Regions from separate parts of the Homo sapiens genome. Here regions 2 and 3 are each linked to region 1. A link is a contact called in ENCODE Hi-C data. All regions are on one chromosome and are shown on one strand. The core of a region is the stretch at or near the end of the contact, and the rest is flanking DNA. Distances in the headings are between cores, read along the strand shown.

Region 1 (4,260 bases), core at 1,094-3,593:
CCCAGGATGGCTTTTTAAAAATTAATTAATTAATTAATTTATTTATTTATTTTTGAGATAGTCTTGTTCTGTCACCCAGGCTGGAGTGCAGCGGTTTGATCTTGGCTCAGTGCAATCTCCACCTCCTGGGTTCAAGCAATTCTCCTGCCTCAGCCTCCAGAGTAGCTGGGATTACAGGTTTGCGCCACCATGCCCGGCAAATTTTTGTAATTTTTGGTAGAGACGGGGTTTCATTGTGTTGGCCAGGCTGGTCTCGAACTCATGGCCTCTAGAGATCTGCCCACCTTGGCCTCCCAGTGTTGGGATTACAGGTGTGAGCCACTGCACCCGGCCCTAGGATGGTTTTGAATGTGGCCCAATACAAATTCGTAAACTTTCTTAAAACATTATGAGTATTTTTGTGATTTTACTTATTTTTTAGCTCATCAGCTATCAATAGTGTTAGCTTATGTTATGTGTGGCCCAAGACAATTCTTCTTCCAGTGTGGCCCAGGGAAGCTAAAAGATTGGACACCCCTGTCCTATATATTCAGTTCTCTTCACTCTGGCTGAAGGGAACTCAAATGATTCCTGACCCGTTGTAATCTCTGGGAATCATTTGCATTACAGTTTCCTGGTACTTATTTTTCCTCAGGAATTGTGACTGACCAGCCTCTTGGGGGTTCATACTGCACGAGCACAAATTGATATGCAGCCAAAGACTCAATGGCCCCTTAACAGGTTTCCAGAGCTTTTCTCTGTGTAGCTCCCTCCTTCCAGTTACTCTGCTTCACAAATTCTAGTCACCTTGATCTCTGGGAATGCTGATATGCGTCTTCAGTTCTAAGAGGTTTCCAGATTCTCATTTGGGTTCCCACTTCCTCCGTAGTTGACTGGGAATTGCTTTTAGGGATAAAGTCCAGGAAATGGTAAGACTCCACCTGTTCCTTTCTCTTTTGCAAAGAATCACAGTACTGTGATGTGTTTTTCAATATCTGAAATGTCGTTGCCTGTACTTTGTGCAGTTTTCTATTTGCTAATGGTAGGAGGATATATTCAAACCATCCTACTCTCTCATGCCTGAAGTCAGAAGTCTCTCCAATGACATTTTGCATTTCTCTGTAATCATAGATAAATTGGTCTTTAAACTCTCTGTCTCTGTCTCTCTCTCTCTCTTCTTTCTTCACTCGGAAAATAACCTGGGAGACCATTTCCTTGGGTAGATTGTAAAATATGAAGCTCCGCCATCACATAATGTGTATATGACATCCATTTCATAAGTTGACATCTGTGTGGGAGTCTGAAAAAGTCTTAGAGCTACCAAAGCATTACCTACGGTGTGCGAGAATGGAAATATTACAGAGTTAATGCAAATTGGTTATACAAACTACATTGTTCTTCTAAACAGTGTACAGAATATTAAGTAAATCCAGACATGATAATACATAAATTAATATGGATTACTATGATTTTCCTTCCCTTCATGTATGGCTCCTCTAAACTTTGGCTTTTTAACCATAAAGCCCCAAAAGAAGTCAACGAAATTACTTTTCTATATTTTGAGGTAAAATACTGGGTAGTTAGGAGAAGTGAGTTGGGAAGGTGCGGTTTATTGCTGATTTTGCTTAATTTCATTCAGCTGTTGGGGATGGGAGTGCAAAGCAGTTCAAATGGCTCCTACAAGTCTCCCAATTTTTCTTTATTTTCCTTTTTACTAAGGTTAACGAGAACAGAAAGGGATGGAGCTTTGGTGGCCACTAAAGGTTTTTAAACAGGGTAGTGACTTGATCAAAATCGTTGTTTTGGGCAATACTGACGTGAGAGTTAAGAGATTGGAGAGAAAAGAGCCCTGAAGTGCAAAAATGGCTTTAAGGTGACTATCTAGGTAAGGCCACTGACTTCAGCTGAGTGTCAGAGGGCAGCAGACTTTTCCCTCAAAGACCCACAGGGGACACAATGTCTTAAAGAGTCATGACGTGGAACTTTAAGTGTAGTGTATGTGAAGGGTTGGGGATGGACATGGGGTACTCAATTATATGTTTACATTATGGCGCAGTGGAGAAGATTCGAGGGAAATATAAATACTCGGGGACGCAACAGCAAGCAGTCGGAAGCCATCTGCCCCAACTTGCGGTCTTCACAGCCTCAGTCCCAGGGTAAAGTCCTGCGCCTTCCGCAGTCTTGGTTATGCAAATAAGCGAGGACAGGGCGGGCGCCCTTTCCTACGCTCCGCCCCTCTGGCCGCGCGCCTGCGCACTCACGTCCCTCCAGGCCCGCCCCTTCACTTCCCCCGCCCGCGTGGTCGTCGCCACCGCAGCCGCCCGAGAGGAGCTGGGGGAGGACGGTGGCCCGCGAGGCTCGTCGCAGACAACGCGGCGGCGATGTCCGCGAGCCAGGCGAGTGCCGCGGCGGCAGCGGCGGGGCCTTGCGCGCGGCAGGGCGGCCTGGGCTTCGGCCTCCCTCCGGTTCCCTGGAAGCGGGCCCGCGACCAGCGCGGGAGCAGCAGCAGAGGCGGAGGCTCCAGCGCGTCTCTCTCCTCCCCCTCAGCCTGAGCCGGGGGAAGCCAGGCGGCCCGGGTGTCTGGAGGGGGGGGGTCCGCTGCCCGAGAATGGGAATTCTCTTCACTAGAATATGGAGACTGTTCAATCACCAGGGTGAGGAGCTCGGTCCGCGGGCGTACGGGTTGGGGAGAGGGTCAGCTCGGGCCGGCTAGGTGGGGGTCTCCGAATACTTCGGAATGTGGGCGGCTCGGTCGGGCGCCAGCTCAGCGCGGGGTGCAGGCTGCGCGGATACGGGCCCGGGACGGTTCGGTCCCGGCTCCCGAGCTTGGGGATGGTTCCTGACTCGCAGCCCTTTGTCTTAGGAGACCTTCCTAAGAAGTCTTTTCCGTAATAGACCCATTGCTCCGATTTCGAATGAGAGTGGTAAAGGTTTCTTGCCCTAGGTCCGACGTCCCTGAGTAGCACGGCCTGGCCTGTCTTTCAGCCCTTTCTTTGCTCACCAGTTGTGTTTGGACACCACATAGAAGTGCTGGGGTCTTCTGGAATGAAGGTTATAGATTGCTGCCCTAACCGCACCACTGAGCGACCGAGGGTTGCAGAATGCGGAAAACGGGAGGAATCGCTCGACTTGTCCATTACACCTCTGGTTTATGAGCCTGCCCTCCACTGCCACCCGTCTTTGTGTGTGTTGGGGGCAGGGGGGGTTCTTCTGCCTCCTGAATAGAGATGGACTTCTCTCCATTTGTTTTACTTATTATATCTGTGTTTAAGGTTAAGCTTAAGGTCATTTTTCTACTCGTGTGGGTTATTAGACACAGTTTTTGTTTGTTTTGCTGGGTTAAAAATGTTAAAGTGTTTCACTGAAAGTTTTAAAAACATACCATATGAAACATTTGTTAACCATAGGTAACTAGCAAGTTACTAAGTGTAAAGTGTGTTATATAGGGATGCTTAAGTTCAGCCAACTTCAGACATGGCCATGAAATACCTATCAGGCTTGTTAAAATTTGTTACAAAATGACTAAAACTGGGGAAAGAGAATACAATTTTAACCCAAAGACTGGATACTTATTAAGATACAGTGGTGTACTTTTGTTTCTTTTTAACTCAAGTTGGGTGGTTCATCATTCCGCTGTCAGGAACTTAGTTTGTGTTTTTCTGTTGTGTAAGCTGATGGTGTCACGTCCCAGTTTTCCAATAAAGACTTACGTGAATGGTGGCATCTATTATGTACACCTACTACTACCACCTCCTCCTTCATGATCTAGCTGCTCTTTTAAGAAGCTTAGGGGAAGCAAGCAGAACTAGAACTTGTGATCCCTAATGTATCTTTTACGCACACACACACACACACAGATGTGTAGGTCACGTGATACCGAAAGAAAGGGCAGTATCAATTTTTCTGATAAGAGGATTTTTCATAAAGTAGAGAAAATCAGTTCTAATCAGCACTGTCTCTGACTGGACTGGCTGTTAGTGTTGGGAGCAGGAGAGTGGGAAGCAGTCACTTGAACTCTCAGGTTTTCTGGTCTAGGTTTTCTCACCTAGAACACCAGGGATCTGTGGAGCTTCCAAATCTTGTAAACTTTATTTCTACATTGCAAATATTAAAACGTACATTGCTGTAAGACTGATGGTACTTATAGTAGATAAGATCTATTCTAGTTTTAACATCCATCATTTTGTATTATTTTTAGCAAAGCTAGTGTTTCATCTGCTGTGAGGTTTAGCAAGACTGTGAATTGAGCTCTAGTGCTGCCAGAAAAAGAGTTATCACCAC
Region 2 (4,260 bases), core at 507-3,006, 7.9 Mb before region 1:
TCTAAAAAAGTTTTAAGATATTTGACAGATTTTGCATTATAAAATTATTTTCCTACAATAAAATGTCAAAATGTAGACGATTCTTGAACATAGAGCAGATAAAAGAGTTGTGTAAGGTGGGTATGGAGCGGACTAAAAATTGGCTACATGAGAGTCATGGATGACTTTTGTGTCCAAGTTCGTTACCTGACACCTTCATGTAGAACATAACCTGGGCATCCTCGTGCTTTATCTGGGAAAATAGCCCTCTTCCAGGTGGCAGAAAAAAGAAATCATTTGTACTTGAATAAGTAGGAATTCTTAATTCAAGACACCTGACCCAGCACTAAACTTGGAAAAAAACCAAGACTAGTATTATGTCCCCTAGTGACTGCTTCACACACCACCTCAGCAAATTTAATCCTCTCTAGAAATTAACTGCCATGTTTCTGAGACAATCTCGTGAACTTAAATAACTATGGCAAAAATCAAGACTCAAACCCAGGTCTTCTGAGTCTGGTGCTACTGCCTCATGCACCAGTCCTGTCTCCCAAAATGCTGTAGAGCTGTTAAATAAAAATATTATACTGACCTCATTTCTCAAACAAACTTTTTGCTACCTCAAGTAAAAGATCTAGTTACACTACATGTGTGCCTTCTTAATAACTGTATACTATTGGATTTTTAAATCGAAAATTCATCTTTAATCCTACATCTTGGTTCTGGACAGAAAGGTGGAGATTTAAAATAACATGTAATCAGAAAAATAGCTAATCAATCCTACAAAATGGGGGAGAAAACCTCGCCAAATTTCAGTTTTCACACATTTAACTAATAGTAACAAACAACATTAGTCGTGACGAATTTATTACCCAGATAGACTTTCCCAATATATTTACTTTGGTACTTGAGAAAAAGTATTAAGTGCAGCATTTTGGGGTGAGGGGGTGGACACACATCTTCAATACGCAGTTTCACCAAAATGAGGGAGTTTCCTACTCCCGGCGCCTTCTATATTTTTACTTCTTAGGCCAACAGGTCCATTTTTAATACAATCACCTACTTCGAGTTGCAGAACCCACAATTCACCACAACACAAAAATAACTCTCAGGGCGTCACGATATTCAAAAACTGACGTTACCAATAAGACAATCTTGGCCGAATCTAAGGGGCTACCGAAGTCACTTCGACTCGAGGCCGGGCTGGCCGAGCCGGAGCCCTGCCCGCCTTTGCCCCGCGCTCACCGGCGAGCTCACGCGCGACACCCGCGGCCCGCAGGGCTCCGAAGACCCCCCGCCCCACGGCCCAAGAGGAGGCCGCCCCGCGCCAAAGGAGGGCTCAGGCTTCTTCCCGTCACCCGCCACACGTCCCTGAGGAAGACACACAATCTGTCCCCTGCACCCGCCACAAACTCCACCACCCGACCAAAGGCCCCTGGCAAGGGAGGCCTGCGCTGTGGCCCCTTGGCCCCGGTGGCCCCGGACCAAGCTTCTCCACCTCATCCTGAGAGGAAGCGGCCTCCGCGTCCCCAGGCCTCTTCGTTTCCTCCCCTCCCCCACTCGCGGCCTGGTCCCGAACTAGCGCCCAAGACGGAGAAGAACTAGCTCCGCAGCTCATTACCCCGGCTCCTGAGCCGGCACCGACCAGTGCGCGTCCCACTCGCAGCAACACGCACCGCCGCCTTTCTCCTTGGAGTTCTAGGCCCGTGACTGAGGAAATGCAGTCGGCAGCGAAGCACAATGGCGCCCGCCCCTCTCCCGGATCCGGCGCAGAACCAGCCACCACCGTTAAGTGCCCCTCCCTGCTCCTCCTCCCCCCACTTCGCGGACTTCCTGGCTTCTCGCGAGAGTGGCGGCGCGGCGGGGACCGAGAGCTGCGGGCGGGCTGGAGGTACCCCACCGCGGGGTGGTGCTCTGACTGCGGGAACCGTTGAAGAGCTGCCCCCGGGGAGTCAGCGAGGCGCCACTGGTAAGCGGCAGCGGCTGGCTGGCCGGCGTGCCGGCAGCTGGGCTGGCGAGTGTGCGGGCGCCGGGCGCTGGAGGCCCGGGCCGGGGCGGTCCCCGCCCGTCTATAGTCTCTGAGCCAGCCCCTTCCCTCCCGGGCGCCGGGTCCCCGCCCACAGGCCCACCTGCAGGGCCCCGTGCTCGAAATAACGCCCAGCTGGTTGGCTTTTTTTTTTTTTTTTTTTCTTTTTCTGGCTCTTGGTAAGTGGCGCAGTGAATGTTGAATTGAATCAAGCACTGCCTTTTCCGACCTACCCCTCCCCGCTTGCTTCCCTGCCCGCCCTGTGTGATCTAACTGCAAGCCCTTTCCCTTAAGAGTTGGAGCCTGTTTGTCCAACCTTGTGATCATTTCCTTGTGGTAAGAATCTTGGTAAATGATGGTGATCATGTCTTTTAAAATCGTGATAGTAACCTTTAATAGCGTAGCCATCGATTTTGCAGTAAACAAATTCACCTATTTAGAAAGAGGGAGGAAAATTGTGAGGTGAATGGTCTGGTGAATATTAGATGAAACTTTCAAAGAACTGTAAATGTGGCAAACTAAGATGTAAATGAGTACTAATAAATAAAAGGGAGTAGGTTAGGGAAAAGCTACATCTAACTATGTGTAAATATTTAGATGATATGTTGATTTGGAATAATGAATCAAAAGTTTTTTAATGGAAAAGATCAGTTATTGAAACTTGGAAGAATACTGAAAGGCACTTGATTTTTTTTAATGACCTATTTTGTTAAGGTATTAAAAGCAATCCTTTGGATCCAAATAATTCCAATAAATGAAACACAGTGTTTCTACGTGTTTGTCATTACATCGGAAGGGAATGGAGTATCAGTCACTATCATCCTTATTTTATTGTCTTGGGGACTAACAGACTGTACATGTTTCACTATGATAAATTCTAAAATACTATAAATTTTAAAGACTTAAAGGTATTTTAAGTTGGCATGTAAGTGCCAATCTAACTTTTAGGATATGAAATGAAAATAAGCATCTGGTATGGGATAAAGTGAACAGAGATTACTTTTGAGGAAATTAATTTGCCCTTTAAAGAAAAATAATTCTTTTCCAGCCTGTTCGAGTGCCCCTGCAGCATTGTGGTTATAGATACACGGATGTATACACCCTGAAGAACCAGACTATATGGCTTCAAATTCCACCCCTGCCTCTTACTACCTTTGTTATCTCAAGCAATTCCTTAACCTTGCTAAACCTAGGTTTCCTGTAAAACGGGGTTAATAACAGTACCCATGCTCTGTAGCATTGTTTAGATGAGATAACACGTCAGTTCCTGAAACAAGTAAGCATTCCGTAATTGTTAGCTATTACATTCCATGTCTAAACCACCAATAATATTGTTTCTTTCTGTGACTTAATATTACATAGGTCTCTTAGACATCTTCTCAAGATTATGCTAAGAGAAATGACTGCACCCTTTTCCTGAGCTATGGCAGTCAGACCTGGCAGTGGTAACTACTCTACAGAACTCCCAAACCTGGCAAGGATGGTGCAGATTTTGGCAGATTATGGCTTTGTCCCCACCCAGCACTGATGATATTATAAAGTGAGTATGACACCAATTTCCTATGCTAAACAGAGCTTCTAGTTTTTTATTGGTGCTAGTAAATAAAGACCACTGATGAATATGTTTTTATTATTTAAGAATGGTTCGTTGTGTTTCTTTTTAATGTACTCTCTCTGATTTTAGTATTCAGGTAATTATCATGAGTGATAAATAATTATTGAGATTTTGCTATGCTGCAGACATTTTGCAGCCGGGCGCCGTGGCTCATGCCTGTAATCCCAGCACTTTGGGAGGCCAAGGTGGGTGGATCACGAGGTCAGGAGATCGAGACCATCCTGGCTAACACAGTGAAACCCTGTCTCTACTAAAAGTACAAAAAATTAGCCGGGCGTGGTGGCAGGCGCCTGTAGTCCCTGCTACTTGGGAGGCTGAGGCAGAAGAATCACTTGAACCCAGGAGGCAGAAGTTGCAGTGAGCCAAGATCATGCCACTGCACTCCAGCCTGGGCAACAGAGTGAAACTCCATCTCAAAAAAAAAAAAAAGACATTTTGCTAGGAATTATGGATGTGAATAGGTAAAACATGGTCATGGAAAATGACCATAGTTTCTTAACTAAAAATCGTCACAAAGTGATTTGACAGGCAAGTGTTTGAAGTCAAAACTGTTCCAGACAATCTAGACACCGTGCTTGCCTTTTATCCACAGAGTTCCCCCACTTGACCTTCCCTTGCTACTTTTTATCCTTTATGAGTG
Region 3 (4,260 bases), core at 582-3,081, 7.5 Mb before region 1:
TTTTTTTTCTTTTGTGAGACAAAGTCTCACTCTATCCCCCAGACTGGAAGTGGAATGGGGAGATCTCTGCCCACTGCAACCTCAGCCTCCTGGGTTCAAGAGATTCTCCTGTCTCAGCCTCCTGAGTAGCTGGGATTACAGGTGCGTGCCACCATGCCTGGCTAATTTTTTTCTATTTTTAGTAGAGATGGGGTTTCACCACGTTGGCCAGGCTGGTCTTGAACTCCTGACCTCAGGTGATCCACCCAGCTTGGCCTCCCAAAGTGCTGGGATTACAGGCGTGAGCCACCGCACCTGGCCTCCATTTCAATTTTTATCCTAAGTACATATTCATAAATATGGAAAAAGATTTATGTACATAACGTGGTAATATATTGAGGCTAAAAGAAAAAGATTTAGGTACAAAGATATTTAATCCAGCATTATCTACACTAAGATCAAAATTGTTGAAACCATCCAGCAACAGGGAAAATGTTAAATAATTTATGGTATGTTTATATGTAGACCATTATGTAGAAAAAAAAGCTAATGAAATTTTAGACATGGGAACAGCTCATGACACAAGTTTGTTTAAAAAGGCAGTTTCCAGGACTTTTTGTAAAATTAGTTTTTCTGAAAGACTGAGAGAAAATGTTATCTCTGAGTGGGTGATCTCTGAGGGGTGTAATTATTGACTATTTATTTTCCTGTTATATATTCTGTGTTTCCTACAGAGAGCTCTATTATTTATACAATCAAAAACTTGTTTTTAGAAAAATACTGTTTTGGCAATACTTTGGAATGGAATTTGGTGTTCAAAGTCTCAATCATGATGCACTCCGCTAATTTTAAAAAATTAACAAGAACTTCACAAAATCCTAATTTTTAATCTTCCCTTTCCCCTTAATCTTTTTCATTGCAAATAGTTTCCCACGGTCTCAATTTCATCTTTAAATGTGAGCATTTTAGGTCATTACTCTTCAAATGTAACTTCGGTCTCCACAGGCTGATATATTTTTAATGTTTCCTCATGGATTAAAAATAAAAGCTCTCTGTATCTTTGATTTTCATCTGAACATAGTCCCACACTATGTTGTGCATTTAGTTAACAAGTGGTAATTTGCTCAGGAACTTTTTTTTTTCTGGATAATTTTTATCTCAAAAAGCACTGGCAGGGCCACTTTGTAGTCAATGACACGTGGAAACCAGTCTACCGTGAGCCAGTGGGACGCACTGGGAAAGGCTGAAGAAAAGGCGCCCGGGGTTCCAGTGAGCTCAGGATACCCACCCAACGGCAGGGCTGGGGCCCGGGGCAGGCAGCCTGCCCGGGAGAGACCCCTAGGGGAACCCGAATGAGGAGGCGAGGGCAGAAGACGCCAAGTCACGGACCGCCCAGGGTGGCCGAAATAGAGAAGGCCAATCTGGGAGACCGGCCTCGGAGTACACAGTGCAGGGTGGAGAACTGGAGAAAGAGGTAAAAACTTTCAGCAGGGATGGCCGAACATTCCATGCAACGCCCCTTTAAAACGACGTTTCAGGCGATCACTAGGCCTTGCGACCGCAGCTTTAGCAAAAACAGAAAGATTTGCGACGGAAGTCCCTTTCCAAGCCTGAAATCGCCTTGACCCTAGGAGCCAGAAGCTGGGGAGGAACTCGCAGTCCGGGCGGAAGAGCGCGCATGCGCCGCCTCAGGGGCCGGTCCCGGGGGCGGGGCCTGTTCCCTCCGCCCTGGGTCTCCACAGGCTTTCGCGGGGCGGGGCCTACTCCCTCCGCTCTGGGTCACAGCGGGCGTTCGGGGGGCGGGGCCTGTTCCCTCCGCTCTGGGTCCCCGCGGGCGTTCGGGGGCGGGGCCTGTTCCCTCTGCTCTGGGTCTCCGCCGGCGCCCGCCCCGCCAGCCTCACCTGCGCGGCACGTGACCCGCACCGCCCGTGGGCACCTTGAAGGCGGATCCCGCGCGCCCCCGCTCCTGCAGGTGAGAGCGGCCGCGCCCACGGGCCGGCTCAGCGGCGGTGGCGGCAGGTGGGGAAGCGCGGCTGGGCCTGCTCGCGCGGGGCGTCTGAGCCCTCCATTTCCCGGTTCTAACCGCGCAGCAGGGCCCAACCGGGACCTTGAGTGCGGCGAGGCGTGGTTCGTGCACCCTTGGCCCGGGGCTAGGGCGGGCGTGTCGGCGTCGGGTGGAAGGAAGCCCCTTGCGGGTGAGCTCCCTGCCTCCCAGGCCTCCCTCTTGCCTGGGGTCGCTCAGTCCACAGAGGCCCGGCCGCTCATAGAGGGGGGCACATTCCTGGTCTTTCGTGCATGGGGGGTGTAAGTGGCGGACTTTATTTTGGGAGCGCTGGACACCTTTCGGGTTTGCTTTGAATGAGATGGGATTCATGTGTTTACGCTGGCCAACTGACCTGGTGTGCCCGGGAATTTACTGTTCGCGTGACAGCCGAGGCCCGAGGGAACGCCCACACCGCCCCCCCTACCCCAAGGCAGGTCCTGGGTAGGCCTGAGAGCTTTTTCAAAACAAACTGTTCAGCTGACGGTGGCCTCGGTACTTCCCACTGAATGCCCTGGAACTTGCAAAGGGAGCTGAGTGCGGCAGAGGGCTGGGAGCCGGAGTTTGTTTGGAAAATCACCTGTGCGCACTTGCACAGCTGGGATTTGCGAGCTCTCCAGAAAGCACCACCTGGTCTTGATTGTTTTCAAGACAGCAGTACAGGGATAGTCTACCAGAAATTTTCGTGTTTGGTTTTTAGGCTTTATTGGAGTTTATGTTCGAAGAAAAGAAGCTGAACTTATCCTAAAAGGATAAGATGAAGATAGGGAAAGGCATGCTCCTTATGCCTTAATATTTGTTTGATTGATTGATGGGGTCCTGCTCTGTTGCCCAGGCTAGAGTGCAGTGGTGCAATCACAGCTCACCGCCGGCGTCACCTCCGGGGCTCAAGTGATGCTCCCGCCTCAGCTTCTCGAGTAGCTGGGACTACAGGTGCTCGCCACCACACCCAGCTAATTATTTTTATTTTTAGAGAGATGGGGTCTTGCCTTGTTGCCCAGACTGGTCTTAAACTCTTGGGCTCAAGTGTTCCACCCATCTCGGCCTCCCAAAATGCTGGGACTACAGGTGTGCACCATCGCGCCCAGACTTTTTTTTTCTTTGGTAGAGGTGTTTCCGTAAATAAGACTAGGACAAAGGATTATCAATTTTACAAGTCAAGGTTATACCTGCCCCTTTCAGAGCTGATTCTGCCTCACTTGACACCAGTTTTCCACCGTCAGTTATGTTTCTGTGTGTGTATATATATTTAGTCTTGGTAGATTTTCTAATTTCATATTACATATGGATTATTTAAAGGCTGGAACTCAGTTGGGCTCGAACAAAATAAATATTCAACTTATATTTATTTAAGTACATTAGGTGCCTGACAGTTTTACATGGTGTGGATACAGAAATGAGCAAGATGGCAAAGTACCTACTCCTTTGGGATTTACATCCTAGTCGGAGGAGACAATTTAACAAATATCCGATGCTGGTGGTAATTGCTGAGAATATAGAGTGATGTGCTAGCCTAGGGAGTGGCTACTTTAAATAGGGAAACCGTCTCTGAGGAGAGACACTGAAATTGAGATCTAAATGACAAATAGGATCCCAAGAGCAGAGGCAAGAACATTTCAGCTTGAGAAAACCGCTTTATGGAGACGGAAGACTGTTAGGCCAAGGAGGCTGGAAAGAAGAGAGGGACAGTGGCCAGAGTTGAGATCTGAGAAGTGGGCAGGCGGGAATTATATAGGATTTTGATTACATAAGACTGTATAGGATTTTGTTTGCCATGATGAGTTTGATTTTATTCTAAATTTGTAAATTTGTTCTTGAGCGTGGTCTGGCTAAGTTCATTTTTTGACACTTTCTTAGGTTTTCTTTTCTTGGTTTCCTTGATTCATTCAGAGGTGGTTCCTCACCTCAAGTCTTTTGTATAATTTTACTATTTATCAGACAGGATGACAAACCATGATAGGACAGCTTTCAACATGGTCACTTATTAATAAATTTTCAATGAGACTTTTGTTGTTTTTTTTTAAGAGCAAATCCTACAGTTTGATTTTAAAGGCGGAGCAGATAGCCTTGGCTCCATCCTGTGAAGGGAACAGCTAAGATAGTTTATTAGAATAGAAAATACTTTTTGAGTTGAGATGAGCAGATCTGGAGTGAGGTATTTTTGAGAACTCCTTATGAGAAAGGCTTCAAAGGTGAAATAAACACCTTAGGTTTTGAAAGCTCAACATCAAATCAGTTTG

Evidence for each region. A loop is a pair of places that touch in the nucleus more often than their neighbours do. Pooled maps may share reads with other maps.
Region 2: a loop to region 1 is called in a map of CD8-positive, alpha-beta T cell, with 22 times the contacts of the local background. The contact joins the promoter of MARCHF7 here to the promoter of ARL5A in region 1. A Hi-C loop is called at or near these places in 2 of 168 maps with a recorded cell type or tissue (CD8-positive, alpha-beta T cell and naive thymus-derived CD4-positive, alpha-beta T cell) and 6 of 50 pooled maps.
Region 3: a loop to region 1 is called in a map of CD8-positive, alpha-beta T cell, with 15 times the contacts of the local background. The contact joins the promoter of WDSUB1 here to the promoter of ARL5A in region 1. A Hi-C loop is called at or near these places in 2 of 168 maps with a recorded cell type or tissue (CD8-positive, alpha-beta T cell and naive thymus-derived CD4-positive, alpha-beta T cell) and 4 of 50 pooled maps.

What each region holds. Positions count from the first base shown.
Region 1 is chr2:151,826,504-151,830,763 of GRCh38, reverse strand. It overlaps ARL5A (ARF like GTPase 5A), which reads left to right and starts at 2,343. Exons shown (of 6, transcript NM_012097.4): 1 at 2,343-2,633. The coding sequence starts at 2,588. RefSeq lists an enhancer at 2,018-2,067 and silencers at 2,118-2,627, 2,678-2,727.
Region 2 is chr2:159,710,002-159,714,261 of GRCh38, reverse strand. MARCHF7 (membrane associated ring-CH-type finger 7) reads right to left here and starts at 1,756. Exons shown (of 12, transcript NM_001282805.2): 1 at 1,656-1,756. It also overlaps a transcript of BAZ2B not described here. RefSeq lists silencers at 1,158-1,277, 1,798-2,307 and enhancers at 1,468-1,747, 1,515-2,181.
Region 3 is chr2:159,284,274-159,288,533 of GRCh38, reverse strand. WDSUB1 (WD repeat, sterile alpha motif and U-box domain containing 1) reads left to right here and starts at 1,831. Exons shown (of 11, transcript NM_001128212.3): 1 at 1,831-1,951. RefSeq lists silencers at 1,702-1,871, 1,558-1,997.